Linked DNA regions of Homo sapiens: regions 2 and 3 are each linked to region 1. Evidence: chromatin loops called from intact Hi-C (ENCODE). Cell type or tissue: chondrocyte. All regions are shown on one strand.

The links. Peaks named below come from ENCODE experiments on the same cell type or tissue, not always from the same donor. Only the 100,000 strongest peaks of a DNase experiment are listed, where the experiment ranks them.
Region 2: a loop joins it to region 1, with 2.4 times the contacts of the local background. A loop is called at or near these places in 2 of 110 quality-filtered maps.
Region 3: a loop joins it to region 1, with 4 times the contacts of the local background. A loop is called at or near these places in 19 of 110 quality-filtered maps.

Annotation. Positions count from the first base shown.
Region 1 is chr22:25,443,878-25,451,877 of GRCh38, reverse strand. It overlaps LOC124905093 (a long non-coding RNA gene), which reads left to right and starts at 3,885. Exons shown (of 2, transcript XR_007068033.1): 1 at 3,885-4,194; 2 at 6,706-7,923. It also overlaps the pseudogene CRYBB2P1. RefSeq lists a silencer at 462-659. In chondrocyte, a CTCF peak has its summit at 3,880; a DNase peak (open chromatin) is centred at 3,770.
Region 2 is chr22:25,197,687-25,205,686 of GRCh38, reverse strand. It overlaps CRYBB3 (crystallin beta B3), which reads right to left and starts at 5,829. Exons shown (of 6, transcript NM_004076.5): 1 at 5,778-5,829; 2 at 4,216-4,310; 3 at 2,895-3,013; 4 at 1,792-1,924; 5 at 325-467. The coding sequence starts at 4,290. In chondrocyte, CTCF peaks have their summits at 2,950 and 3,161 (motif pointing left); DNase peaks (open chromatin) are centred at 3,036 and 6,040.
Region 3 is chr22:25,698,389-25,706,388 of GRCh38, reverse strand. It overlaps GRK3 (G protein-coupled receptor kinase 3), which reads right to left. Exons shown (of 21, transcript NM_005160.4): 14 at 2,813-2,879; 15 at 2,180-2,280. Among named protein-coding and RNA genes, the nearest start is that of MYO18B, 40 kb to the left of the region's middle. RefSeq lists enhancers at 1,623-2,822, 3,372-3,471. In chondrocyte, CTCF peaks have their summits at 4,020 and 4,222 (motif pointing right); no DNase peak of the experiment used is centred here.

The DNA of each region.
Region 1 (8,000 bases):
AGAAAATGTAGTACACATATACAATGATATACTCTCCGGTCATAAAAAATAATGCAATTTTCATTTAGGGCAACACCAATGAACCTAGAAAACATTCTGTTAAATAAGCCAAGCACAGAAAGACAAAGACAAACACTGCATGACCTCACTTATGATGAATCCAAAAACTTAACCTTCAAGAAGCAGAAAGTACAGGAGTGGTTTCCTGAGGCTGGGGGAAGGAGGGCAGATAGGAGGGATTGGTTATAGAAACAAAGTTACAGTTAGCTGGGAGGAATACATTCCTGTTCCACAGCTGAGTGACTCTGGTTACAATACTGTATTTTTCAAAAAAGCTAGAAGGGAACAATTTTGAGTGTTCTCACCACAGAGAAATAATACCTGTAGGAAGGAATAGTTAGGCTAAGTACCCTGATTTGATCATCACCAAAAATATACATGTATCAAAATGTCCCAGACGAGGCTGGGAAAGGTGGCTGTGTGTAATCCCAGCACCTTGGGAGGCTGAGGTGGGCAGATCGCTTGAGGCCAGAAGTGTGAGACCAGCCTGGCCAACGTGGCAAAACCCCGTCTCTACTGAAAAATACAAAAATTAGCTGGGCATGGTGGCACACACTTGTAATTCTAGCTACTTGCGTGGCTGAGGCACAAAAATCACTTGAACCTGGGAGCCAAAGGTTGCAGTAAGCCAAGATCATGCTACTGCACTCCAACCTGGGCGACAGAGCGGGACTCAGTGTCTCAAAATAAAAACAGAAACAAAAACAAAAGAGTCCCAGATGAGAAAAAAAGTCCCAGTATACCCTCTGTTTATGTGCCTTATTATAGACAAAACATTTAAGAAGTATAGGCCGGGTGCGGTGGCCCCTTAATCCTAGCATTTTTGGGGGCTGAGGTGGGTGGATCACGAGGTCAGGAGGTCAGGAGATCAAGACCATCCTGGCCAACATGGTGAAACCCCATCTCTACTAAAAATACAAAAATTAACTGGGCATGGTGGCGCGCCTGTAGTCCTAGCTACTTGGGAGGCTGAGGCAGGAGACTCACTTGAACCCAGGAAGCAGAGGTTGCAGTAAGCCAAGATCATACTACTGCGCTCTAGCCTGGCGACAGAGCGAGACTCCATCTCGAAAAAAAAAAGGGGTGGGGGAGGAGCGGGTGCAGTGGCTCACACCTGTAATCCCAGCACTTTGGGAGGCCAAGGCAGGCAGATCACAGGGTCAAGAGATCGAGACCATCCTGGCCAACATGATGAAACCCCATCTCTACTAAAATACAAAAAAAAAAAAAATTCAGCTGGGTGTTGTGGCATGCACCTGTAGTTCCAGCTACTTGGGAGGCTGAGGCAGGGGAATCGCTTTAACCCAGGAGATGAAGGTTTCAGTGAGCCGAGATCATGCCACTGCACTCCAGCCTGGTTGACAGAGCAAGACTCCGTCAAAAAAAAAAAAAAAAAAAAAAAAAAAAAGTTTAAATACACAATGCTAATATTATCATGGAACCACAAAGAGCCCTGAACCTCTAAGGAACCCTGACAAATACAAACTAAGTTGGAGGACTCACAATTCCTCATATCAAATTGCGTTGCAAAGCTGTAGGTAGCCAATACCCCAATACACATGGTCCTGTGATGTGCCGCTGTGCTCCAGCATGGGTGAGAGTGACCCGTCTCAAAAAAGAAAAAGATTGTGAGAAAATAGGAGGGAATCAGAGAAGTGATAACTGGTTGTTATCAAACATATACACAGAAAAAAAAACCAAATAGCATAAAAAATACATATCCAAACTAAAATCGGGCAGAAAACCCGAATAGACATCGCTGCCAAAATTACATAACATGCACAAACACGTAAGAGAAAAGGTCCTCAACATTACTATTCATCAGAAAAGATTGTACTCCAAAACCACATTCAGATACCATCCCACACCTACTGGAATACATGTTACTGAAAATATCTTAAAAATTAAAAAGAATGCTGGTGTGGATTTGGATAAAGGGAAAATCTTATGCATTGTTGGTGTAAAGATAAATTAGGATATACACTATGGAAAAAAGTTGTAGGCCAGACGCGGTGGCTCATGCCTGTAATCCCAGCACTTTGGGAGGCCGAGGCGGGCAGATTACGAGGTCAGAAGATCAAGCCCATCCTGATTAACACAGAGAAACCCCGTCTCTACTAAAAACACAAAAAATTAGCCGGGCATGGTGGCATGCACCTGTAGTCCCAGCTACTCGGGAGGCTGAGGCAGGAAAATCACTTGAACCCGGGAGGCAGACATTGCAGTGAGCCGAGATCACGCCACTGCACTTCAGCCTGGGCAACAGAGCCAGACTTCCTCTCCAAAAAAAAAAAAAAGTTGTAAATTCCTCAAAAAATTGAAAACGCAACTACCATATGATCTAGCAATCCCACTACTGGGTATACCTCCAAAGCAAATGAAAACAGTATCAGAGTTTGCAAAGCCTCAATGGGGATAGGAGATTTTCTTCATTAAATGGTTTTGAAAAAACTGATGTTTTTATGAAAAAGAATGAAACAGGAACCTTCTGGTATACAATACACAAAAATCAACTCAAAATGGATTGAAGACCCAAACACAAGGCCTGAAATTACAGATCATCATCAAATGTCTGTAAGATAAAAAGAGGGGATGGTGGAGCACTTAGTTTTGGGGCAACTTGCATCTAGGCTCACAGTTTGGAAACAGGAAAAGAAAAAAAGGAAAAAAAAGAAGAGGGACAAAATCTCGTCGAGAATGGAATGACTTATGAATATATTTATTTTTTAAATTGGGAAAGCGAATCACAAGTAACAAAAGCAAAAACAACCATGTGGGGCTACATCCAACTGGAACGCTTCTGTACAGAAAGGAAACAATGACCCAAATGAAAAGGAATCCTACAAATGGGGAGAAAGTTTGGGGGAAGCATATATCTCCTAAGGGGTTGTTATAAAAGATATGCAATACGTTAACAGCGCTAAGCAGCAATAACCACAATAAGATAACACCAAATTGGGCAGGGACCCTGAATAGACATTTCTGCACAGGGGACGTAACACTGAGCAGAATGGAGAGAACCAGGTCCTCAGCATCGCCGTCATCAGGGGTAAGTCCCCGTCAGGCTCGCACTAGGGTGTCCCTCCCCCCTGGTCAGGTGGTCGTGACCAGAGGGACAGAAGGGGACATAGGCTTCCCTGGGGGCGGGGGTTGGAGGGGGGTGAAAGAGTCCCGATTTGTCCCGATGGCGGGAAGGCAAATTTAAAAATTCATCAAATCCTGGAGGCAGCTGGCATCTTTTTTCCTCCGTCTGAGGCCTGGACAGGAGGCGGCCAAAAACCCAGACCTGGCCCCCACTCCCACCTGGGCCGGGCTTCCCCTTCCTCTCTCCCCATCTATATGGGACAGGTTCCCTCAGAAGAACTCCTCAAACCCTAAAAATACCACAGTCTGCTACACTTCCCACCCTCAAAAGCCCTCAGGGAACAAAACTAATGGTAAAACAAATATTAAAATACTATAAGAGAAAGAGGAAAACTAGTGAGAAGATGAGAATAAAGGGAACGTTCGAGGAAACAAACTTCTGTACTCACCGTGTAGAAAAAAATGCCCCGGAGAAGCTGAGCTGCACGCAGCTCCCGCCTAAGCAGTCAGGGCCATAGACGTGAGCTGTTTTCTCCCCAGGACGGGGCTCCAAGTGGTCCCCAAGCCGCCGCGGTGCCCCCTGAGGCGGGTCCTGAAGGAACCGGCCCCGCTTTCCTTCTTCTCATTCTGGACTCCACGCCACGCACGCCACGCACGCCACGCACGCCACGCAGCGTCTACGGTGAGAACACGCATGCGCACCATGTGGGGCAGAAAAGGCGGTTTCAGCGCCCCCTGCCAGTCACAGTGCACAGTGCAGGATGATTCACCTCATGGTCAGCATAAGCCCAGGTCAGGTAGGGTAGAAGGGTGCCTTGTGGGACACCAGGGAGCAGGAACTCCCCAACCTATGCATGTGGACCTCCCCCTGTGAAGCTCCCTTTTTTTTTTGGACAGGGTCTCACTCTGTCCCCCAGGATGAAGTGCAGTGGTGCAATCACAGTTCACTGCAGCCTCAACCTCCCGGACCCAAGTGATCCTCCCATCTCAGCTTTCAAGTACCTGCGAATCTGGCTGCTCCACTGTTGGGTGCATATGTATTCAGGATAAGTAAGTCTTGTGTGTGTATATACGTGTGTGTGTGTGTACATATGTGTGTGTGTGTGTGTGTTGTAAATGGGAATTTATAGGGAGAATTGGCTCACCTAATTGCAAGGCAAAGTCCCACAGCAGGTCATCTGCAAGCTGGAGAATGAGAAAAAGCAGCAGTAGTGTGGCTCCCAGGGGAACCAGCCATGTGGATTTGTTTATGTGCAAAAGCCTGAAAACAACGGAAACTTTCACTGCAGCTCCCAGTCTGAGGTCCAAGATTTGAGAATCCTTTGTGTTTGCTGGTGCAAGTAGCAGAATACAAAGGCCCAAATCATGGAGTTTCAAGTCCAAAGACAGGAGGATAGGAAAAGGTGACCCTCTTCCGGAGAGACAGAGTGAGCATGAACAGGAAAGCCCAGCAAGCTGAATGTGCCCTCTTTTCTATCTTCTTTGTTCTAGCTCAGTGCATGGACTCTGGAGCCAGGCCACCTGGGTTAACATCCTGCTCCAGCCACTTATAAGCTGGTGACCTGGAGCAGGCAGTGAATCCTCTGCGTGTTTCAGCTTCTCCATCTGCAGAAAAGTACCTTCTCATAAGAGTTGTTGAGAGGATAAAATACAGATTAATATACATGAGGAACTCAGAACAGTGTCTCTGTGTGTATAGATAATACAAACACATGTACACACAACTTCTATCCAACTGGAGACCACATTAAAATCCTCCGTTTTGAACAATACCATAATCCCCATTTTGTCCCACACCTCCCCACCCACCTCCTCAGTCGGATGATCCCTGGAGAAAATATGGAACCATCTGTATTAATGCAGTTCTCTCTCTCTCTCTCTTTTTTTTTTTTTTTTTTTTTGTTTTGAGACGGAGTCTCGCTCTGTCACCCAGGCTGGAGTGCAGTGGCGTGATCTCAGTTCACTGCAACGTCTGCCTCCCGGGTTCAAGCGATTCTCCTGCGTCAGCCTCCCAAGTAGCTGGGATTACAGGGGCCCGCCACCATGCCTGGCTAATTTTTTGTATTTTTAGTACAGACAGCGTTTCACCATTTTAGCCAGGATGGTCTCGATCTCCTGACCTCATGATCTGCCCGCCTTGGCCTCCCAAAGTGCTGGCATTCCAGGCATGAGCCACCGCACCTGGCCGGCACCAGTCTTCTTAAGGCTTTACCTGAATTCAATGTTAGCGTTATATCATAAGAGGGACCATATTAACATTTGTTTTTTGTTTGTTTGTTTGTTTGAGACAGAGTTTCGCTCTTATTGCCCAGGCTGGAGTGCCATGGAGGGATCTCGGCTCATTGCAACCACTGCCTTCTGGGTTCAAGCGATTCTCCTGCCTCAGCCTCCCACATAGCTGAGATTACAGGTGCCTGCCACCACGCCCGGCTAATTTTTGTATTTTAGTAGAGACGGGTTTTCACCATGTTGATGAGGCTGGTCTCGAATTCCTGACCTCAGGTGATCCGTCTGCCTCAGCCTCCCAAAGTGCTGGGAATATAGGTGTGAGCCACCACGCTCGGCCTAACATTCGTGTATCTCAGAACAGGGACTGAAGCACAGAGAGATTTACATAACACTCCTAGGTATGTGCAGCTTCTCAGTGGGATTTGAACCCAGGCCATAGGCACCAGGCTCCATGCTCTTGGTCAGTCTGCTCTGCTTCCTTTCCACATTGCCTCATCTAAAGAAAGGCATTTGCCTACATCATCTGTTCCATTTTAAGTGCTACCCACACTGCAAGGTCTTTCTAGGAGGACCAGGCACAGTGGGTCACACCTGTAATCCCTCAACAGTTTGGGAGGCCAAACCAAGAGGGTAGTTTGAGGGTAGGAGTTCAAGACCAGCTTGGGCAACTTAGGGAGACCCCACCTCTACAAAAAACTTTTAGAAATTAGCCCCATATGGTTGTGTGTGCCTGTGGTTCCACCTACCTGGGAGGCTGAGGTGGGAGGATCACTGGAGCCCTGGAGTTCGAGGCTGCAGTGAGTCATGAGCATGCCACTGCACGGCTGCCTAGGTAATAGAGCAAGACCTCATCTCAAAAAAAAAAAATCTCTCTGTAAGGACTAACTCTCTGATTCAGGTGGCTGTGCTAAGCAGGTGGTAAAAATTGGATCAAAAGTTTGATCTGTGAGCTGGGTGTGGTGGCTCATGCCTGTAATTCCAGCACTTTGGGAGGCTGAGGCAGCTAGATCACCTGAGGTCAGGAGTTTGAGACCAGCCTGGCCAACATGGTGAAACTCTGTCTCTACTAAAAATACAAAACTATTAGCCAGGCGTGGTGGCGCATGCCTGTAATCCCAACTACTTGGGAGGCTGAGGCGGGCGAATCGCTTGAACCCAGGAGGCGGAGATGGCAATCAGCCCAGACTACACCACTGCACTCCAGCCTGGGCAACATAGCAAGACTCCATCTCAAAAAAAAAAAAAGTTTGATCTGTGAGTAAAGTATTACTAATTTATCTATGGTCTTCTGCCTGTAAGATTTCAACAGCTATCTTTTTTGTAATTCCCCAGGATCTTGCATCCCGAACATACAAGTAATTCCTGAGGAGTTGGCGGAGCCTCTGCCGACTCCAAGCTGAGCATCCGAGAACTTCTGGCCCAACAGCACTCATCAGGAATCAGTGCAGTCTATTTCTCCCTGGAAGCAGAGGGTCCGAAAAGTTCTGACTAGGCAAAGAGTGAGAGTGTGCATATCAATTGAAGGTACTGTGACTATTCTGTTATTAAGTGCATTCAAGCAGAGTGATTCCAGTTGGTTAAGCATTTCATGTTTAAGACAAAACTTGATTTATTTATTTATTTTAAGTTGGAGTTTCACTCTTGTAGCCCAGGCTGGAGTGTAGTGGCTCGATCTCAGCTCACTGCAACCTCTGCCTCCTGGGTTCAAGCAATTCTCCTGCCTCAGCCTACTGAGTAGCTGGGACTACAGGCGTCCACCAACATGCCCAGCTAATTTTTATATTTTTAGTAGAGATGGGGTTTCGCCATGTTGGCCAGGGTGTCTCGAACTCTTAACATTAGGTGATCCACCCGCCTCGGCCTCCCAAAGTGCTGGGCCTACAGGCATGAGCCACCATGCCCGGCCTAGACAAAACTTTAAAAATGCTGTGTCATATTTCTCTTTTATTTCATGTGTGCACGTTTAAATTATTTAGTCAGTTGCCACTACTACAACTACAGAAGTAATGGCGTATTTACAACTAAAAGTTTCATTCACTTTAAATAGAAAACATCTCAACTGAAACTTTTAACATTTAGCTGATCATTAAACATTAGCTGAGATGGATCTCTTCCTGAAACAGTGTTGCCAGAGTTTTAAAAATTAAGAGAGTTTATGTAGGACAGTTTTAGATGAATGTAAAAATTGAAGAGAGTACAGAAAATTCTCAGACCCTCCCCCCAAAGTTTGCTTTTCTTAACCACCTTTTACATGGGTGTGGTCCATGCGTTACAATGAGTGAACCATTATTGATACATTGTTAGTATCTAAAGGCCAGAGTTTGCATTAAGATTCAGTCTGTGTTTTGGTAGTCTAAGGGTTTTGACATTACATGAGCTTCACCTATTAACTTCTCTCCCCTTTTTCCAGATCCCTCAGCAACCACTGATCTTTTCACTGTCCCTCTGGTTTTTCTTTCCCAGAAAGCTTATGTAATTGGAATCATAGCATATGCAGCTTTTTCAGATTGACTTATTTCACTTATAATATACATTTATGATATTTTCATATTGATTTGTGCCTTTTTATCTCAACGGTTTTTTTTTCAGGATCCTATTTTATTGTTTTTATGACTTTTAAGAAGTTA
Region 2 (8,000 bases), 250 kb after region 1:
GAGATTGAGACCATCCTGGCTAACACGGTGAAACCCCGTCTCTACTAAAAATACAAAAACTTAGCCGGGCGTGGTCGTGGGCGCCTGTAGTCCCAGCTACTCGGGAGGCTGAGGCAGGAGAATGGCATGAACCCGGGAGGCGGAGCTTGCAGTGAGCTGAGATCGCGCCACTGCACTCCAGCCTGGGCGACAGAGCAAGACTCCGTCTCAAAAATAAATAAATAAATAAATAAAATAATAAGAAACTATGGGCACTGATTCTGTTTGGAGCCAGAGGCATGGCTGACCAGAAGATGGGGCAAGGGTGAGGGTTGGGTCCCTTACGTCCCGTTGATGGCACGGACACTCGCCACACGGTCCTGGAAGCCATGAGCCCACAGGCTGGGCACGTCATCATCCACTATCTCCATCTTGCGGCCACTGAAAGCTGGGTTCTCAAACAGATGCAGCTTGTGATGTGGACTATCCTGAGGGCAATATCGTGGGGTGAGCGGCTGCTCCCATATCCAGAACAGAGGTCAAGGAGGCTCCAGATGCCGGAAAGAATCAACAGGTCACCACAAAATAACACCCACCCCCAAACCTGCTGCAGGAGGGAAGGGCCTCAGGAGATGCCTCCACCCCCAAATTCACTGTAGGAGGGACGGGGAGATTCCTCCAAAGCTGGTTGATTTAGGAACCTAGAGCCGTAGATTATAAAACTGAAAAGGAATTTCCAGATCTTGTTCAATCCCATCATTTAAATGATAGAGAAACTGAGGCCAGGAGAGGGTGGACAGAGATCAAAAGTATCAACATATGAGCTTTCCCTCTTTCCTAACCAGATGCCGGTTTAATCTTCCCAGTTTCCCCTCTTCCACTGCCCTCTAAGGAGGACTCAGTTATGTGACAAAGAGAAAGGGCTGGAGCAGCTGCGGGGTGTGAGTGAAGCAGGGGAGGGAGAAGGGTGGTGTTTAAAGTGTCACTGTGGGCCGGGCGTGGTGGCTCAGGCCTGTAATCCCAGTACTTTGGGAGGCCGAGGCAGGCAGATCACTTGAGGCCAGAAGTTCAAGACCAGCTTTGCCAACATGGCAAAACGCCACCTCTACTAAAAATACAAAAATTAGCCCAGCGTGGTGGCATGTGCCTTCAGTCCCAGCTACTCAGGAGGCTGAGGCAGGAGAATCACTTGAACCCAGGAGGCAGAGGTTGCAGTGAGCAGAGATCATGCCACTGCACTCCAGCCTGGGTGACAGAGCGAGACTGCAACTCAAAATGAAATAAAAATACATAAATAAAAATGTTTAAAAAGAGAGAGAGAGAAAGACTGCACTCCAGCATGGGTGACAGAGCAGGAGTCTGTCTCGAAAAATAAATAAATAAACAAATAAATAAAAAGTGTCACTGTGGACTGTGTCCCTTTCAGGTGCTAGAAAAACACAAGTGGAGAACTTAAAGTATTTTGGCTACTTTCTGAAGTTATTTCCTGGACTGCATTTCTTTGATAACAATACTGATTTGAGACTGGGCCATGTGGCTCATCGTTTTAGTACGGTTACAAAGAAAAGTCCCAGTGCTATGCTGGTTTAATTCAAGATGTGAGTCCTGGTGTCTCAATCCCCAACCGAATGTCCCTTCAATATCCCACTTCTTGTCCCACACAATTGTTCAAATCAGAAACATGAGGGCCCTTCCCAGGCCAGGTCCATATGGGCCAAACCCTCAGCCCAGCTTGTGCAATGAGCTGCCTGACCAGCTCTCAGTGCACCCTGCTTCCAGGAACACCCAGAAGTGAGCAGGAACCACACTCACAATATTCAGAGGCCGGAGGGACAGAAGGCTGTCACTATCACGGCTGTTGGACCAGGCATCCCAGCGAGGATAATCCCCCTTCTCCAGAACAAACTGCTCCCCGCGGAAGGCCCTGGACTCAAATGCCAGCCACCTGAGGGAGGAAGAGGCTTGGCTGGGTCACCTTTGCTGCAGCTGAGGAAGGATTCAAGTTTAGTGAGAGAAGTGTCCAAGAGCTGCTGACCTTGAACCTTGTACCCTCCCTCCAACCCTACTGCTAATTCCTGGACCTGTAATTAAAGGAGCTGCTAGGACATACCGGGAACTGTCTGAGACTCTGGGCCAGAAAACCATCCTAGGGTATGTTATTGAGAATCTAGCCTCTGTGCAAGGTACCCAGAAAAGTCTTTAGCACAATGCCCGGTACACAGTAAGTATTCCATAGGTGACAGTGACTTCTTCCTCTTCCTTTTCCTCTTCTTTGTATTGTATTGTTATTAATATGTATTTATTTGCATCATTCCATTCATTTTCATAAAAACTCTCTCTGAAGTACGTACCATTGTTATCCCCATTCAACAGATGAGAAAACAGAGGCCTGGTGTGTGAAGCAACTTGCCGAAGATCACCCAGATGGTTAGTGCCAGAGCCTGGACTTGCAATCCAAAGGCGGGAATTCAGGGCCCAGCTGGGAGACCTGCCTGCCTTGTGGACATGGATGGGACACTTACCAACTTTGGCCTCAGTTTCCCCATCTATAAAGTGGGAATAAGAATGATACCTCTGTCACAGGGTCATGACGATTCAATGACATAATGCATGTTAAATTTTAGGTGTTACAATTATTATTAAAATTATAAATATTAAATCCCATGTTCCAGTCACTGAGTTAGGTGCTAGGTTGACCTTGCTGTTCTTCCAACCTCAGGTATCCTGGGATTTTCTGCAGACATCTAGGATTCTAGAGAATTCTTCAACTCTCATTTTACAGATGCGGAAAACGAGGCCAGAGAAGGCAGGGGAGCTGTCAAAAGCCCCACAACAGATCTAGAGCTCAGACTGGGGCCTCCACACTCCCAGAAGGCTCAGGGCTGTGGCGAGGGACTGGGGGTCTAGGTACTCACGGCCCGGACTCCACTTGGATGGAGCCCACCTTCTCCAGCAGGCTGTCGGTCAGGCTGGGGCACTCGGCCGAGAGCTCGCAGCGTTTGCCTTGGAAGTTCTCTAGTTCGTACAAGATCACCTAGAAGAGCAGAGTCCTAAACATCCCACCTCTGCTAGGCTCCCAGCTCCAGCCTCTGCCCCTCCTTTGGGCATTAGAGGGAGGTACCCTCTGCTTTCTGCATCTCTCCAGCCTGGAGCTGGCACTGAGGTGGGCCTGCACTGCCCTCTAATGGTCATGGAGGGAAACGCCTTCAGGAACTTCAATGAGACCAATTAAACTAGTGATTGCAACTCTGATGTCCAGCAGGAGCCAGGTGGGGAGTCCAGCGGACTGAAATAACCCGAGAGGTCGGTGGGGAAATGAAGCTGCTTCTGGCGATGAGGGAATGAGGTCCCAGTTCCAATTTTTTCAAGAGAGGTCAGAAATCTGTATTTTCCTTAATAGGAAATTTCCCCCTTAAAAAAATGAAAACACCTGTTTGCAGTCTCGGGGAAGACCTCTGCCTGCCCCAAGCCTAGGAAGAGAAGGGCTGCAAAGGCAGACCAAGGTTTTGCCTCTCTCACCCACCTGGAAACACAAACTGACTTTGTAGAAGATCCCCAGGGAACATCTGTTCTAGTCATTTTACAGAAGGGATCAAAGAAGCTCAGAAAGGGTAAGATACTTGCCTCGGGCTGCACAGCAAGTTAAGAGGAGGCACTGGGATTCGACCCATCCTTAGACTCTGTCTGGAATAGTTTCCCAAAAAGACCCCGGAGATGGTTTGGAAAGGGCAGAGCCAACACATTCAAACCTTCTCTCAGATTTCTAGTGTGCCTCCCTCTGCTAGCTGGCTTCACTCATGTCTTTCAGCCTTTACACCAACTCTGGGCACAATATCTGGGCACCATCCTCATTTCAAACATGGGGCTGTTGAGGCCCAGAGAGCCTCCAAACCCTGTGCCCTTTTCCCCAGAGTGGGCAAGACACCAGGCTGAGGTCAGACAGGAGAGTCAGAGCTCAGAGCCGTTTCCAGAAACCCCCGGGCCTCTCTGATCCATTGGTGCAGGCAGGATGTGGGTGACCATTTCTGTTTTGCAGACGAGGGAAGATGCAGCAAAGTCATGAAGCAAGTTTCTAACGGGAGGGTGGCAGTGAGAGGACCCACCCGGAGCGTTTTGTCCTGGCCTGGGTGGTTGGAAGGATGGCTCTTCCTTCCTGCAGAGGTGCTGCTTGGCTGGGAAGATGACCCTGAGGCCCAGGAGTAGCCTGGGCCCTCTGACCCCCTCCCTGCCCAGTACCTTGTAGCTGCCCCCAAGGTCTCCATGGCTCTTGCCAGCTGCAGCCTGTTCGGGTGCTCCGTGCTGTTCCGCCATCTCCCCAGGAACACCTCTGGCTTCAAACCAAAAGAAAATGGTTCACTGGATCCACCCGGGAGAAGCCAGGTGTTGATGTGACTGGAGTCCAGGATGAGCTACAGAGCCTTGCTGCCCATGGGGCGTGGCTGTAACTTATGATCGACATTCAGTCATTCAGCAAACATCCATTGAGCACCTGCCATGGGCCACGTGGACTGAGACAGTGGGATCAGGAGCCCCATTGTACAGAGGGGAACTCTGAGGCTCAGCAAAGTGAGGCCACTTCCTCAAGCACACAGTGAGGAAGTGGCCTGGGTCGGGCCTGGCTCCAAAGCCCGTGCCCTTTTCCCCTGATCCAGATGCTCCCCGAAACCCAGGTTTCTCAGAGCTCTCTGCAGATGTCCCACCCCCAGAACCTGGCTAAAGGGTGGGCTTCAGGGAGTTTCCTCTACAGGGGTCTCTCCCACCTCCGTACTCCAGGAACTCTTTTGTTCACTGGTTACTTTATTCAACAAATATTCCATGAGCACCTACACAGTGCCAGGCTCTGGGCTGGGTGACCAGGAGGGACAGGAGACCCCATATGTCGGGAGGTGGACAGACAGACCTCTAGAGAAAAGGCTTGTAAGACCAGGTCGTTGGACACCTGCTCCAGGTCAGTTTCCCTGCGTTCGGTTACTCATTCCTTAAGCATTTATTGAACACGACTGTGTACCAGCCACTTCAAGACCCAGACACCGACAGTTCTTCATTGCTACAGGGACAGTGACACGCAATACAGGCCCCTGCCGCAGTCACATGGAAGGATTCTCATCATTGTTGCACCCATGGACACACACAGGACTGTTCTGTTTGTCAGCACACACACATAGGTGCACACACTCGCAAAAGTTTCTATGGTCACTATCAGTTATATTTCACCCATGGGCTCACAGGACAGCTTCTTTCTCTCTCTCTCTCTCTCTCCTCACACACACACATCCCTGCCCATTTCAGACATCCACAGTGGTAAACAAGGCACCTACATCTACACCCCACATCCAACTGTTACCCACCCACGGCTCCCAGCACGGCCACCCCAGCATGCACAGCTGCACAGCCCACATACTCTGGATGTGGGCCTAACCATGCACAGCCTGCGGGCTGTCGGTTCTGTCTCTCCTAGCCTCAGCAGGAAACAGGGCTTGGTCCAGCTCACAGGGGACTCTCGGGGGACTTGGCAGGTACCATGTGTGCCCACTCCCCTCCCTCAGAGGAGCTGTTTTGGAAGGTCCCCTGCCCTAAGCACATGTCCAGGGGCTTGGACCCTGGCCACTGCAGACAAGGGTCCCTCGTTCCACCCCCAGCTGGGCTGTCAGGGTCCTCTCACTGGGACCTGACCCTTAAGGGAGGCGCTGTTTTTCTTTGCAGGCGGTCAGCCATGCGCGTCCCACAGAAACTACAAAAGGTCCGGGCCTGCCAGGGTGGCTTTTGCCTCCCCACCCCCAACCCATCCCAGAATGAACCTGTTGCTGTAGCCTCGGGAAGAACAGAGGAGCCACGGCCGTCTGCAGACTCGCCTGTCTTCGCAAGGGGCATGCTATTTATGAGCACTTTCTGACAGCCCAGCACATCCCAGCCTGCTGAGGCAGCACCCTGTCCACCCAATTCCATCCAGGCCACTTCACTCCAATAGCGGGTCCACGGAGGCCCCCAGTGCCTGTCTCCTCAGCCACCGTCTCTGATGACTTCCTGGGGACAGATGAACCTCACTGGCTTTGTGGGAAGCCCAGCAGCGCCAGGCAAGGGGCACGGTGTGCAGCTCTCCCGTGTCTCCCCACAACCACCAACTCCCTTTCTTTGGTTTCTTGGGGTCACCATTTCCTATTGAGTCACACGCAACCTTTGGAAAAATTCTAGTTCTTAAAGTGAGGGACCCCAGACACTCTCCAGTTTCCATGTGCCATGTGGCCTAAGTTTTAAGTCAGATCACGCTAACCATACTCTCCAACTTGGGCGCAAATCCACCCAACCGTTTCCATAGGATGCCGTCACAGAACTCACAGACTGACTTTCTTCATGTAGAAGACACGCACGAATAATAGCTACCATTTCTTGAACACCTACTACACGCAAGGCATTGTGCCAGCTTCACAAGCATTGTATGGAATTCTCATCCAGCCATCCTTAGGGGAGGAATTCTGATTCCACTTTATACATGGAGAAACTGAGTTCAGAGAGGTGAACCCATTTACTCAGAATCACACAGCAGAGAGAAGGGGCTGGCCTGCTCCAGGACCTGGGATCTTAGCCTCAATAGAAATAAAAGTGACCATCACAGTCAACTTATTTATGACCAAAGAAAAAAGGTAGATCCAGGTATTTTTATTTTATTTTTTAGAGATAGGTTGTTGCTACATTGCCCAGGCTGGACTCAAACTCCTGGGCTCAAGCAATCCTTTCTCCTCAGTGTCCTGAATAACCGGAACTACAGGCACGTGCCACTGCACCCAGCTTCCAGGAATTTTTTAAGTGTCTAACAAAGTATAATTTTGCCTGTAATCAATATCTAATAAGTGATTATTTTATGAATAAAATTATATTGGAGCAAAGGAGTGAGTTAACAAGGTTTTCTTTTGTTGTTGTTGGTATTTGTTTTTGGCTAAAATCCTCAAGTCAGCATAAAACCCAGTTACAGGCCGGGCGCGGTGGCTCACGCCTGTAATCCCAACACTCTGGGAGGCCGAGGCAGGCGGATCACGAAGTCAGGAGCTCGAGACCATCCTGGCTAACACGGTGAAACCCTGTCTCTACTAAAAACACAAAAAATTAGCCAGGTGTGGTGGCGGGTGCCTGTAGTCCCAGCTACATGGGAGGCTGAGGCAGGAGAATGGTGTGAACCCAGGAGGCAGAGCTTGCAGTGAGCTGAGATCGCACCACTGCACTCCAGCCTGGGCAACAGAGCAAGACTCCGTCTCAAAAAACAAACAAACAAACAAAAACACAGTTACCCTGTACCCCCTAGAGGGAGATGGTGGTGAGATGCTGTGGATGACAGCTGGACTCTGAGTCAGGCAGATGTGTGTGACCTTGGACGAGTTCCTGAAGGTCTCAGAGCTACTGTCTCCTCACCATAAATGGAGAACCTTCTCTCCACTTGGGCCATTTTGGGAGGTCATGCAAGCAAAGCACTGCGCACAGTATCTGTTATTTTTGACTTTTATTCCCAGCATCCTGCCTACTCTGGACAGTTCAAGCCAAGGGGCTACTTCCTGCTGAAGGTCACAGAAAGCAGTCGGTTTGGACCCCCTGAGTTGGGATGTAGTTGCCACCAGCTGGGACAGAAGGAGGAAGGCAGAGGTGGGGATGGCGTGGCTCCCCCTCCCATCACATCTTTGAGGACCTTGCAGACCTACTGCACGCTCAGCACTTTGATGTACCACATCTCCCCAATCTAGACTTTTCAACCTTGACACTACTGCCATTTGGGGTCGGGTCATTCTTTGTGGTGGGGTCGGGGTGGGAGCTGTCCTGTGCACTGCAGGATGCTGAGCAGCATCCCTGGCCTCTACTCACTTCCTGGAGCATCTTCTCTCCTTCTTGTGATAACCAATAATGCCTCCTTTCATTACCAGACATGCTCTGGAGGGCACAATCCACCCAGCTGAGAACCACCACCTTAAACTGTTACCTGCAAAAATGTCCTGATCACCACTCCCATTGTATAGCTAAGGAGAACCAATGTTTAA
Region 3 (8,000 bases), 250 kb before region 1:
GAGCTCCAGCTCACCACAGTGTGTGTGGCTGGGGGATGAGACACAGGCCTGGGCATTGAGCTGCACACTTGCACACAAATGCACACCCATACCCGCCGTACTTCTTCCCTGACACCCAACTCCAGAACACCTGCAGCAAGGTGTTTAACATGGGGTAAAACCCCTGAAAGGTTCTACTTTTAAGAAATTAAACCTGCTAAAGATTTTTAGAAAGAAATCAACGAAAGGGTTGAAAATTTGTGCTATCGGCAAGTAAAACAAAGAATTAAAGCAAAGATGCAGGTAATATACAAGATCAGAAGTGCAGAGGCCCAAATCTAGAAAGGAATCCCAGCATCCAGCTAATAAGAGTTCTATGAGAAACAGAGGAGGATAAATGTCAAATAAATAAAGGGTGGTCTCCAAGCTGAAGAACACGAGTCTCCGAGCACAAGGGATGCTACCTGTCTGCCATCGCGAGTGGTAACCTAGCTCCATGACCTGCATTGACTGCTTGCTTGTACACAATAAAGTAAGAGTTTCAAAGCTCTGGGGGAAAATTATTACTTCCTTAGAATTCTATATCTAGCCTAAATATAGCAGGAGGCAGGGAATCAAGTGAATGGCAGATTCAGTCCAGAAGACTGGAAAGGGAAGTGTTGGGTGAGATGATGCCAATCAGCAGAAATAGAGCACCTCTTTTTCATTGCAGCTGCAGGCTGAGTCCTTCCCGAAAGAAACATCATGGAAAAACAAAGTCCACAACTATCATATTCTTTTTTGAGAGAGAGAGAGAGAGATCATACTATATATGTATATATATGACTAACTTAAGGTTTATTACCAGGCTAAGTAAAAGCCTTGTAATGAACAACATTTTTGATTCCTTAACAGTGTAAATACCCCTTCTTCATTTGCAACTTTTGAAATTAACCTATATGCAAAGCACAAAGATTGATTATGATTGATTATGATCACAGAATAGAAAGCAGTATCATCTTGATAATGTAAAAATAAAAATTAACATGAAAGAACATGAGACAGAAGTCAATGAAAGATAGGAATGTCAAAATCCTCAACTCAGATACTGTTTATAGTTGGAAAAAGGCAAGACCGGGTTAAGCATGGAATTTAAAGCTACAGAGGAAAGCAAAAGAGGAGCTCAAAATAGCGTTTCAACTTTTGAGAGGTGGAGGAAGGGAAGGCTACAGAGACAGTAATGAGTGAGCTAAATCTTCATCTATTATAGCAGGAATAGGTAATTTTGCAAATTGATAAGGACATACTCATATATATGTACATTATTTAGCTATCTACATAAAATGCTTATATGTATAATATGCACACTAAAAATACATACACATATGTATGATATACATATAGGTAATATACAGTTAAAAGTTATTTCTTATGCCAAGCAAGCCTGGGGGAGAAGAGATACAGGAAAAAGGTCTGTCTGAAGTCCCTCTCTATAAGCTTTCCAGATATTACTGTTCAGAGTGTTTTGGGGCAGGAGAATAGTGAGCATGTGTTAGATCGCAGTTACTCAGTTATGCATGAGAGAAATATGTGAGAAACTGATCAGAATGTTAAACTGCCACAATCACAAATACAACCATCACTAAAAAACAAATGGACTACAAAATATCAGAATTCACTTCTGTCATCTACAAGGTCAATCTTTAAAAGTTAAAAAGTGGGCTGGCCGCAGTGGCTCACGCCTATAATCCCAGCACTTTGAGAGGCCAAGGCAGGTGGATCACCTGAGGTCAGGAGTTTGAGACCAGCCTGGCCAACATAGGAAAACCCCGTCTCTACTAAAAATGCAAAAATTAGCCAGGCGTGGTAGCACACCCCAGTGGTCCTAGCTACTCAGGAGGCTGAGGCAGGAGAATTGCTTGAACCCTAGGAGGTGGAGGTTGCAGTGAGCTGAGATCACGCCACTGCACTACAGCCTGGGTGACAGGGCAAGACTCCATCTCAAAAATAAATAAAGTAAAAAAGTGAGTGACTTCTTCAACTTCTTAATTATAAAACACATAGGACAATATTTGTATATTTCCCATGTGATTTATTTTTTTCCCCTTTCAAGTCAAAATGGAAGATTTTAATGACTAGGGATGACTTTTGATAGACAGTATTTAAAATCACTATTTTGCTCTTCTGGTAAAGATACCGAAAGGCAGGAACAATGGCCTACCCGCCTCCGTGACAGCCCAGCCGCTTGCTAACGTCTCGCTGAAGCAAGCCCTCCAAAAGGGACTTCAGTTCAGGAGAGAAGGTGTCTGGAAGTTCCACATTCTGGGGAAAAGACGAGTAAGATTTCAAAAATCCGTTCATGAAACAGCATCCTAACACTCAACCAGACTTAAAGACTATTACTGGGATAAGCATAGTATTAAAAATTGCAGCCTCATTATGAATTAATATTTACTCTATAGAAACATGAAAAGATAACTAATCAGTTGCAAAATCAATGAGGCTGGGGGCAGATCAGAAGAACCGGAAGGCATTCTCATTCGTTGGCATCTCAGTAATTTCTCCTTTTCTTTGATTTCTTTACTTCTGTTCTCGATTTTCTTTAGCTTCCTCATACTGTTCGTTAGTAAATCCTGATTTTTGCCTTGGCATCTATTTCCATTAATGTTTCCCCTAGAAATTCTTTTAGAAATTGTATCTGCATTTATTTGTTTCAAGAAAGCAAATTTTTATTATGTCTATACATAATTTTATATTTCCTATAACATTTTATGTAATAGCATTTTTTTATTATTGACGGAATGAAGCATGACAATTACCATACAGACAAGAATACAGTTTTGAATCCCCTTACCACGGTGAGTGTCATTCGGTCAATTTCATGCTTGTCTTTGGTTTTATGTTGTCTGAAAGGGCTGTGACTGTAGAAATAAAGAATTGTTCTATCAAAATATGGCATCAGGTGATATAGAACATATCACTGACTAATATTTGGGTAAAGTATGATGTCCTATCACTATTCATTCAAAACTGGAGAAATGCAAAAGCCGTAAACATTTATCATTTCCATGGAAGAACTGGTGAATAAATGCTAGGTCCTGAAATAGCAAGACTTGTATCTTACTTGAACTGCCTGAATCTCACTTCAGTGAACTTGTGGCCCTAAAATACGCTGTTCCAATGGAAACATCATTAGAAAAGAATATATAACTAGCCAACAGGTAATCATGAGAATAAAAGTCATTTATATAACATTTGTCATATGAGAGTTCGAGCTAAACAATAACTTTCATGTACATTTTTCAGAAAAATGGATATTGGTCCCTCAAACAGCCCAAGGAACAGCAGTTGAACCAAAACATGAAGGAGATGAAATGATTCACCCCTAGAAACCAGTCATTTTAAGTAATACATCCCTTTGATGAAAACAGAAACTAACCGTGCACCAGCAGATTCTCCACAGCTCTGAGCGCTTCCTGTTTTCCCTGTGCAGAACCCGACTCCAGAGTCAGAAAAGCTGGGTTCAAGTTGTGACTTGTTGGTTTAGTGACTGTCAGCCACATAGAAACCTTCAGTATCAATTCTTCATCTGTAAAGCGGGGATCAAGCCGCATACTTCACAGAAGCAGTGAAGGGAAAAACTAAAGTGACATCTATGCAAGTAGCCAAGACAATGGCAGTACACGGTAGGTACCTAATACAGTAACCACTGGTGAAATTAATAAAGATAACTCTTACTTTATGAAATGAATGTCTACTTGGTGAACTATGTAAAACAGATTATTCTCACTCTCATGTTTTAAAAACTTTGGAGAAGCTGGCTTTCAAAGGAAATCTTATCATTAAAAGACACTATTAAATATGCAAACTAAATTACCATGGTTTATTTTTCATTTTGAAAATTAAAGGGACACATATGATTGACTTTTCTTATAACAAGATGTGCCTACAAAGTAGTCATCTTATAAATTTATTTATAAGGCATATATGACATAATCTGAGGCAGGCAGGATATTATGCAAAATATTTTAATATTAACTCCATAAAATGGATTAGAATGTTGAACACATAAATCAGAGATTCTAAAAAAGAATTAAAATGCCACTTATCTTGCACTGCTACTTACTGCTACTGAGCTGGTCATCCTACTGAATTAATTAGGTTATACATTGAACTATCTTTTGAGATTATTACATTTCAGGCCATTTATTGTCTGAAACACTTTAATTTTCTTTTTGTACAAGAGAGGGCACTCTAGTCCTTTATTTCCTTCCATATCATGCAGTGAAACACAAACTAATTGCCATCTCTTAAAAGCATTAATTTGGGAAAAAAAAAAAAGATCAAAACAAGGTAAATTAGCACCCAGCAAGCATTTGTTAACTTTTAAAACAGATTTTGATTGGAAATATTCTTTTTGCCTTATTTCCAAGGAAAAAATGTACAATTACCACATTTAAAAAGCAGATATAAAAGCAAACAATATCTGTTATTTATAATTTTTAAAAACATACTTGTATCATTCTTTTATACAAAATGCACAGAAATATTAACATGTTTGAGGTTGCAGAGAAAAGGAATGAAAGTTTATCAAATCTTATGAAAACCTTAGTCTCCCTGCTTGACACTTAGCTGTTTCCACCCGACGATGTTCCTTAATGTATAAAAAGGGATTAAGTGAAGATCTCCTGGTGTTTTGACAAATCCCTCGGACCTGGCTCCTGCGTGCAAAGCCAGAGGACCCCACTCCTGCATCTGGTCCCGATGTACTTGCAGCCTGCTGTGTTCTGACACAAGCGCTCTGTGCTAAATTTAAAAAGTCTTTCATGAGACCACAGGGAGGCTTGCGAGGGGACTTGGAGTTAAAGTTAGTGGTGCCAAAACCATTTCCAGCACATGGGCCCCATTGCTACAAATTCCATTTATAAATATAGCGATTCCATGTCCGGCTCAATGAGAAATTATCAGAAAATGCTCTTCAGCTATTCAAGTCTATGCTGCCATGTTCAGACAGTTTGGTCTTTCAAGTTGAAATCTTGATGCACATCTGTTTCCAATATATTCTTGATTATTCTTTGTGAACAAAGCCAAAGACTTGGTTTCTATTTTGAAAAACGTTAAAGAAAACCTATGATAGTAATAATCTCCATTCTGAGTGAGGCACGTGGTGTGCACAGATCCTGTGTGATCGCAGCTGCTCCCTGATGCAGCCGCTTTAAATAGGAGACAGTAACAGGCCTGTCAACAGCTTACAAGGCACGGCCAAGCTCTTCCCATGCAACATGCTGGCTGCATCAGGGAGCGTTGTGGGAAAAGAATTCACATGTCCTGTGGTCAAGTGCAGCTTTCTGAACTACAGATAGAATGGAACAGCTGCACGTTTCCCCTAAATGAGTTGGAAAATTGTTCAGGACATTATAAATGATGGGAAAACACACATCCTGCCCAAGTTAGCTCTACATCATTTTCATGGGCAAACAATGGGTTCAAAAAATTATGTGATTAAAAACTCTCACATCAAAAGTTAATTTCAAAATACCCAAAAGAGGCCGGGCGCGGTGGGTCACGCCTGTAATCCCACACTTTGGGAGGCCGAGGCAGGTGGATCACAAGGTCAGGAGATCAAGACCATCCCGGCTAACAAGGTGAAACCCGTCTCTACTAAAAATACAAAAATTAGCCGGGAGTGGTGGCGGGAGCCTGTAGTCCCAGCTACTCGGGAGGCTGAGGCAGGAGAATGGTGTGAACCTGTGAGGCAGAGCTTGCAGTGAGCCAAGATCACACTACTGCACTCCAGCCTGGGCAATAGAGCGAGACGCCGTCTCAAATAAAATAAAATAAAATACCCAAAAGATGGCATGTTATATTAAATGTGCATTTCAAACCTAAGCCAGTAGTTGCCAAAATATTTATAAACTTTCCTTTTTCCCCTCCTGGAACAAACTCAATAGCGCCAGCAGCACTCAGTTCTCCCTAGGCCACTGCCCAGGCTCTCCCTCATGTCTGACAACTCCACGGGGAGACAATCAACGGTGACAAGCTTAAGATCGAGGCCACTGTCACATCAATTGATTTCCTTAACAGACATCTTAAATCTAGGTGAAGATCATGATGGCAGCTCCACAGATTTGCAACATGGATGCATCTTCCTACACAGACGCTCTTAAGTATCTGACAAAGTCATCTGAAATAGAAGTAGTGACCAGCACTCAAAGATAGCACATATGAGCGGCTCAGTCAATCACTGTGAGTCCAGGGATGCAAAACACCTTCTGAAGCCTTGACATCTTTCTCCCATCCAGACTCCTTCTCCAAGTGCCTTGCAGTATTCTTGTAGGGGATAAAGACAAAATGAAGTGTGCAGAAAGGTGTTTCAGCAGAAGCAAGGGGGCACGCTGGTCACAGCAAGGAGGATTAAAACAGAAAACAGAGCGGCCGGGCGCGGGGGCTCACGCCTGTAATCCCAGCACTTTGGGAGGCCGAGGCGGGCAGATCACGGGATCAGGAGATCGGGACCATCCTGGCTAACACAGTGATGCCCCGTCTCTACTAAAAATACAAAAAATTAGCTGGGCGTGGTGGCGGGCGCCTGTAGTCCCAGCTACTTGGAAGGCTGAGGCAGGAGAATGGCGTGAATCCGTGAGGCAGAGGTTGCAGTGAGCCGAGATTGCACCACTGCACTCCAGCCTGGGCGACAGAGCGAGACTTCGTCTCAAAAAAAAAAAAAAAAAGAAAAGAAAAGAAAAGAAAAGAAAATAGAAAGACCCTTCCTTGGTGGCCATTGATTCCACCTCACTGCACAGCTGTGGGAGGAGGGAGGGGCATTTGCTCTGGGGCAGTGGTCCTCACCCTCGGCACTGTTGACATTTAGGGCTAAAGGATTCTTTGTTGGGGTGTTGCGGGAGCTGTCCTGTGCCTCATAGGATGTTGAGCAGCATCCTTGGCCTCTACTTAGGGGATGCCAGTAGCAGCCACTTCCCAAGTTATGATGACCAAGAATGCCTCCAGCCATTGCCCAGTGTCCCCCAGGGTTGAGGACAGGCGCCCCAGGAGTGTCAGGATGCAGAGGGGACTGTGCCCAAGCCTGTGCCTCAGAGACCCTGCCTAGTCAATCTCCTCCTCCACTCAGTTGATTTCTTAGGCCCCGTGTGCCTGAGAAAAGACAGCTGCCAGGGGCTCCCTTCTATACAACACAGGAAAAATGCACAGGAGGCTGACAGGCATATTTTTGAGGTTCTCCCACATGCAACTTTGTGAGGAAGTAGAACAGGTGGCATTATCCCCTTGTTCACAGCTGAGGCAGTGAGGGCTCCTGCACACAGTCCCACCTCCTGCCCGCCTCGCCACAGGGTTTTGCTCCTGAAAGGCCCTCCGTACACTTCAGTTTCATGTGAACCACTGAAATTTTACAGACGCTGATTTTAGTAATGACATCGTTATTCTCCCAATCATCTTGAATCTAAATTGCAGCATGTTTAACTTCTATCCTTCCATATCCAACCATCTATAAAAAAACAAAAACAAAACACACTCCACGAAAACACTGAAGCGTTACAGAAGCTAACTCTGCAATGCCGCCATGTCATTTGCTCCTGTCAGGTTCCAGGGCTGCTGCGCAAACTCACTGCCTTTTGCTCACATTCTTCTGCCTGCCTCCTGTCTCGGTTCCTCCATTGCTCCAGGCTGCTTCCAGAATCATCTTACTGAAAAGCCACCCAACCCTGCCACTGCTCCGCTGAAAAGCTTTCAGCCTCGGGGCCTGGAGGATAAAGGTCAAACTTCCCAGCACTGCATCCGAGGTCCTCCCAGTGCTGACCCAACCATCTGAGACTTCTCCCTCAGCACTCCTTCCCTCTTAAGAAACATAGAAAGCTGGTATTTCCCCTGCTCCCAGGCTTTGTATTGTCATCCTACCTATCTTCAAAGCCTACCCGACAGACCATCTCCCACATGATGTCAACCCTACACTTCCAGGTTAGAATTGGTTCTGCCATGTCTGTGCTCGCAGCACATCGCTACTGTCAAAGTTAGCACAGCTCAGC